Linked DNA regions of Homo sapiens: region 1 is linked to region 2. A link is a loop called in an ENCODE intact Hi-C map of the cell type or tissue named here. Cell type or tissue: Caco-2. All regions are shown on one strand. Each heading gives the region's core, and the rest is flanking DNA. Links, peaks and the distances in the headings are about the cores only.

The links. Peaks named below come from ENCODE experiments on the same cell type or tissue, not always from the same donor. Only the 100,000 strongest peaks of a DNase experiment are listed, where the experiment ranks them.
Region 1: it touches region 2 in a loop (2.2-fold over the local background); 2 of 110 quality-filtered maps call a loop at or near these places.

The regions. Positions count from the first base shown.
Region 1 is chr1:210,165,646-210,168,558 of GRCh38, forward strand. It overlaps SYT14 (synaptotagmin 14), which reads left to right. Exons shown (of 9, transcript NM_001146262.4): 9 at 1-2,913. Among named protein-coding and RNA genes, the nearest start is that of SERTAD4, 66 kb to the right of the region's middle. In Caco-2, for the core only: no CTCF peak of the experiment used is centred there; a DNase peak (open chromatin) is centred at 1,566.
Region 2 is chr1:210,231,281-210,234,193 of GRCh38, forward strand. SERTAD4 (SERTA domain containing 4) reads left to right here and starts at 1,516. Exons shown (of 4, transcript NM_019605.5): 1 at 1,516-1,731. SERTAD4-AS1 (SERTAD4 antisense RNA 1) reads right to left here and starts at 2,605. Exons shown (of 2, transcript NR_024337.2): 1 at 2,355-2,605; 2 at 176-491. RefSeq lists an enhancer at 1,394-1,927. In Caco-2, for the core only: no CTCF peak of the experiment used is centred there; a DNase peak (open chromatin) is centred at 1,451; H3K4me3 peaks cover 1,708 bases.

The DNA of each region.
Region 1 (2,913 bases), core at 229-2,728, 66 kb before region 2:
TGTTTTATTCTCAATTTTATTAAGATTTGTCAGGAATTACAGCTAGTTTATTACATATGTCTCTCTTCCCCCTAGGTAAGTAGTCAATGCCTTGTTAGTATCTTTCTGTACCCCTTTGCTTATAGTAGGCAGACAGTAAATATTGAATTGAACTAAATTCCCTGTGGAAGAAGCCAGTCACACTATTACATGAGTCTTAGTTTTTATGAATCTTGTGTTATGTATGGATTTATTTATTCCTTCAGTTAATATATATTTAAGAGTACTAGATATGTGCCATGTGTTGTTGTTCCAAGTGCTACAGATGCAGAGATAATAAATTGGTCGAAGTCTTTGCCCTCATGGGGCCTACATTCTAAGGTAGGAAGATGGCCACAGAATGGGATAATTTCAGGCTAGTATAATGAAGCATTAAGATAGGGGCATGCATAGAGTACCGTGGGATTTAGTAGAAGAGTGCAACATGGAATTCAAAAAAATCTTCCTGGAAAAGATAATCCCTGAGTTGGGTCTTAAAGAACAAATACATGTTAGACTCCCATCAAACTTGAGGACACACGTTCTTTCCAAGAACAAAATGTAAAATAATGGTTTCTAAACTGTAGTATCCTTAAGAATTATTTTGAAAATTTAACTTGGGCCAGGCGTGGTGGCTTACGCCTGTAATCCCAACACTTTGGGAGGCTGAGGTAGGCAGATTACTTGAGCTCAGGAGTTTAAGACCAGCCTGGGCAACATAGCAAAACCCCATCTCTACCAAAAATTTAAAAATTAGCTGAGCACGGTGGTGCATGCCTGTGGTCCCAGCTACTCAGGAGGCTTAGGTGGGAGAATCGCTGGAGCCTGGCAAGTCAAGGCTGCAGTGAGCCAAGATAGCGCCACTGCACTTCAGCCTGGGTGACACAGAAGACCTTGTAGAAAGGGAGGAAGAAAGGAGGGAGAGAGAGAGGAAGGGAGGAGGAGAAGGGAAGGAAGGAGGAGACGGGAAAGAATGAAGGAGAAGGGAAAGAAGGGAGGGAAATTTAACTTGTATTCCAAAACTCCACCTCCAGAGATTCTACTTCATTTGGCCTGGAAGGGAGCCCAATAATCTACATTTTATTAAGCTCTCCAGGAAATTCTGTCTGAGATCTATTGATATAGAATATTAAGTGTATTACATAGTAGTATTCATGAAATGTTTCAGTGCCTGTAGATCAGACCTTTAAGTGTGATAGTGATAGTAATACAGAGATTAAGACTAGGATTAATGTTATTCATCTTTTTCTTGTGCTTCCTTAAAAAGGAAGATATTTAATGAAAAAAATTAATATTTAATAATGAATTTCTGTACATTCACATTCAACATACATTTTTCAAAGTGTTTCTTGGTATAATAAATATGTTGATTTTATGGCTTCCAAAAATTCCTTTCTATCACTGTTCAAATATTTCCTTCTAAGTTATCTTTACAATGATGGATATAAAGTGAAGAATGGGGAGGTATTTATCAAGTAATTTCTTTATCAGTATCCTAAATGAAATAAGACTGACCTTTGAGCAAATGTGTAGTAGCAGCCATAGGTGCTGGCATGTTTGCATTCTTGCATACAGTAAGATTTCTTGCTTCCCTTTATCATCATCTAAATGGCTTCATTGTCATCACACTCATCAGATGAAATGCAGTACTGGATTCTTCTCTAAAAGCAGTGATTCTGTGACTGCTGCTCTAAACTCTAGTTCCTTGATTGTTTTGTTCTTAGGATCCTTTGTTTCAAATAGCAAGTTAATACAGCAGCCTCAGGACCTTCTCTTTCTCTCAGAATAAATGCTGTGGATAAGGTACATCTGAGTTTCCATTTCCCCTCATTTCACATATAGCCATATTTTCTTCTCTGATGTAATATTTTGTATTAACACATTTTACATTTTGAAGTTTTCTTTTCCCCCACAAAGATATGTGGTTATCCCACTTAAAAATGAGCTTATTTGAATATGTGAAATAATGTTGTCATTGAATTAAGCTGTTTTGTGACTGCTGATGTATCACTGTGTTTGATTTGGTGACAGCTTGAGGTCTGGTTAATATAATCTTAAGGTAATCAGCTTGATAGACTGGAATTACTAGTTTATTATCAAAAAATGAATGTAAAAATATTGCTCTTTTCTCTCCCTGTTTAGACTAGTATGTGCCTTTTTAAAAATACTCCCTTTCTTCTTCCCTGCCTTTTTTCCCCACTCTTATTCATATACACTCAAACTAGATACCAGAGTTAGTTCATCAAAGCTGAATAATACCTATCAAAAAGTGATACCCTGACTTTTTTCTCTTAATCACCTGTACTGGACCATAGGGAGGACCAAATAGGCTTTCTTGGGGACTACAGAAAGAGCAAAGCGTAATACTCTTTAATCATAGCATGTTTGTTGTTGCTGTTTCGGTGGTGGTGGTGGTGGTGGTGGTGGTTGTGTACTTACCTTGAATAGTGTGAAGTATCCTAAAATTATGTTGTGTGGGCTGGGAGCAGGAAGGAAACTGATTATTCGTCTAACAAAGGTTTGGCATAATTTTATTGTAAAATTTCAACTGTTTATGACATGAAAATTTCTAATTAATTATAAGAACAAAGTCACTGTGGTGGCAATAGTTGTACAAGATGTTTGACATTATTTCTATGTCAGTTTGATAGTCTGTGTTATAAATTGTCTTATTAGGACCCTTCTTCACCCTCTTCTTTATTATTCTGATTATCAGTAAATCCAGTTTGTACTGTTAGACATTTGAGTTTGTCTTTTAAATATTGAAGACTATTTTAAAAAGAAAAACCATAACATCTTTCTGTTTATTACATTAACATGTGATCTCTCACCTGACGATGTGTTTAAAATGAATTAATAGATAAAATATAATACTCCGTTATATACTGAAAAAAA
Region 2 (2,913 bases), core at 120-2,619:
CAATTTTAGGCATGCAACCCTGGAATGTCTTTTGGAAAAAATGAAATAATGCTCTTGGTAGGCTGTTGGGTTCATCTGTTTTAAGCATAATTGCCATCTCTCAGCTTCCTAATACCCTTAAAACCTCTGAGAGTCTTTAATGTACAAAGTTCAACAAAAACACCTTCAAAACAAATTAGTTCTAATTATGTTTAATATTGGTTTGCTGCTTTATTGAATAATCTACATTTGCTTTTAAAAAAAGGAAATTCACTTAACTGCATGTCAGTCACCCAAGTTTTAAGTGTACAAATGAAATGGAAAACATTTATTACACAAATTTAATTACAATTCTAAGAAATAAACATGCAAATTAGATAGAGTTCAATTTGCAGATGCTAATCCTCATCCTTGATCTTGTTCCTTCCTCCCTTGATTTTCAGTCTGTGCGTCTTCTTGATTCCTAGGGAGCCAGGCAGCCAGAGGTCTGGTTTTTCACAGTCGGAGGATCACTGTTTTAAAGAAGTGTTATATTTAGCACATCTGGTATAGTGGCAGTAAACAAACATTATAGTCTTTGTAACACTTTTGTGCAGGTGCCTTCTCCCGATTTTATTAGGTCTATGCCTTCCAAGCCTCTGCCTTCATTACACCTGAAATGACCCATCTCGACTATGGAGGGGTCCCTAGACAGAAGTTATGAATTAATGATTTTAAAAAATAAACTCTGAGGCCACTATAGGAGAAAATTACTATTTGCAAAATATTCTGATTCCAAGGCTTAAATTACATTCTCTTGAGCAAGGACAATCTCTTGTATTACTTTTTATTTCCTGGAGGTTTTCCCTGGAGGCTCCCCACCCAGAAAGGGTTGCCAATTCAAGTTGCAGCAGGACCAAGGTTGCTTTTTTTTTTTTTTTTAATACGTACGCAGCTCAGGAGGGAAACGGGCGGGGGCGGGCGGCGAGGGAGAATAACTGTTTGGTCCTGCAAAGACATCTGTTTCTCATCTCCGTTTGCTGTGGCAAAGGAGAAGAAAGTCTTTTGCAAAGGGTGGGAAAGGCACAGATTTTTTTTTTAATCACACGCACACACAACAACAACAAAACTAAACCAAATTTAAAAAGACAAGATATCTCGGAAGGTTCCAGAGTGAATACATTATTCGGCTGGAGCCAAGCCCCCAGGGCTAGGGCGGGAGCCCGAGAGCGCGTGGGGTCTGGGCTGCGGGCTGGAGCTGGGCCCGCGTGTCCCCGGGCACCGGGAGGGGAGGGGAGGAAAAGGAGGAGGGAGGGCGGGAAGCAGGGAAGGAGGCAGGGGGCGGGCTGGGGTGGGGGTGCGGGAAAGGCGCCCCGTGTGCAGCCTGAGGAGCGGCGGCGGCGGCCTGAGCAGAGGGAGGGAGGGAGAGCGGGCGCGCTTGTCATGTTCCCTCTCTCACCCTGGGGGCATCCTGCAGAACCTCTCCTCGGAAATCCACGGGGAAATGGCAAACAGGATTGACGGGTTTCACACGCTCCTCGCTAGACAGAGCCGCTCATTACCATAACCGTCTGCAGCGACGGCGGCGCAGCGCCCCAGTCGCGGCGGCGGGACCTGCCGGGACCCTTGCCCGCCGCGCACCCGCAGTCACCGCCGAGCGGGCGGCCGGGCCGGGACCCGCGAGTGTGCACCGGCGGCCGGGCTGGCGCCGAGCCCAGAGCGGACCAGCAGCAGCTCAAGCGCTGCGGCCGCCGCCTCCCCGCTGACCCCGCGGTAAGAGCCGGGCTGGGCGCGGGCCGCGGGGGCGGGAGGGCCGGGCAGGGTGGAGGGCGAGGGCCCCCCGGGGCTCCTGCCCTCGCAGACGGGCACCCACGCGGCCTCCCGCGCGCCCTCTTGGCACCAGGGCTGTGCCGAGGTCACCGAGTGGACTCGCAGCGGCCGGAGCGGAGTCGGGGCGGCGTGGGGGCCAAGGCACAGCTGGGCGCGGAGGCGGCGCGGGCTTTTCCCTGGGCTAGCGTGCGCCGCGGCGCCTTCACCAGGGCGGGAACCGCCGCCTCCTCTAGGGCTGCTCGGGCTGCCACCCGCGCGCACCGAGACAACTCCAGGGGCGGGTGGGGTCAGAAGCTCTGGTGAGACCTCATGGTCCTCCGTGGCCGCTTAGTCCCTCATCGTAGGGGAAGGGGTTAAGTAGGAGGGGTGCCCCCAGGTCCGGATGCCGCGGCGCTTGGCAGGTGGGGAGAGAGGGATTGTGGATGTCAGGAGCGCGCGTTTGCAAGAAAAAGGAATTGATGCAGTAGCTGACACCTTCTGTCCCCCGCCACCTCCGCCCCCGCACCCTCCTCCCAGGCAGCAGAGCTGCGCTGCGGGCGGCGGCGGCTCCTCTGTCCTCAGCTCACCTCCTCGGCGGGCTGAGGCTGCTGCCCGCCTGGTCCACGCCTCCGCCTCTCGCTTCCCTTCCTCCCCTCCCGCCTCTTCGGCCCTAGCAACTTTCCGAGTGCCCAGCTGTGGTCGCAGAAGCAGGGAATAGGCGTCCTCGCCGCCAGGTCCCACGGGCGCAGGGCGCTCCCGCAACCGCGGGCTTCCAGCGGGTTTGGCCGGCAAGGGAGGGAGGGAAGGCCGGGCCGACATCTGCTGCGGGCTGGAGCGCGGGGGCCCGGGCCAGCCCCGCCAGAGCCCTGCCAGCCGCTGTGAGTCATTTCCTTGGAATCCTACCTTTGGTGTTTATTTCCCTTAGAAGGAAACTTGGTTTTTTTTTTAAAAAAAAAAAAGGATAAGACATAAAGAATAATAATAGCTCTTATTCTTCAGAAGAGGCACACGGCTGCGGCACCGTAGAAAGACAACTTGCCTTTGTTCCCGGACACTTGGGGTGTTGTTTACTTTCTCCTGCGGCCAGCGGCCGACCGGGCGCTGCTGGCTACCCGGGGAGGGGCTGAGGGCTGCGGCACCGACACC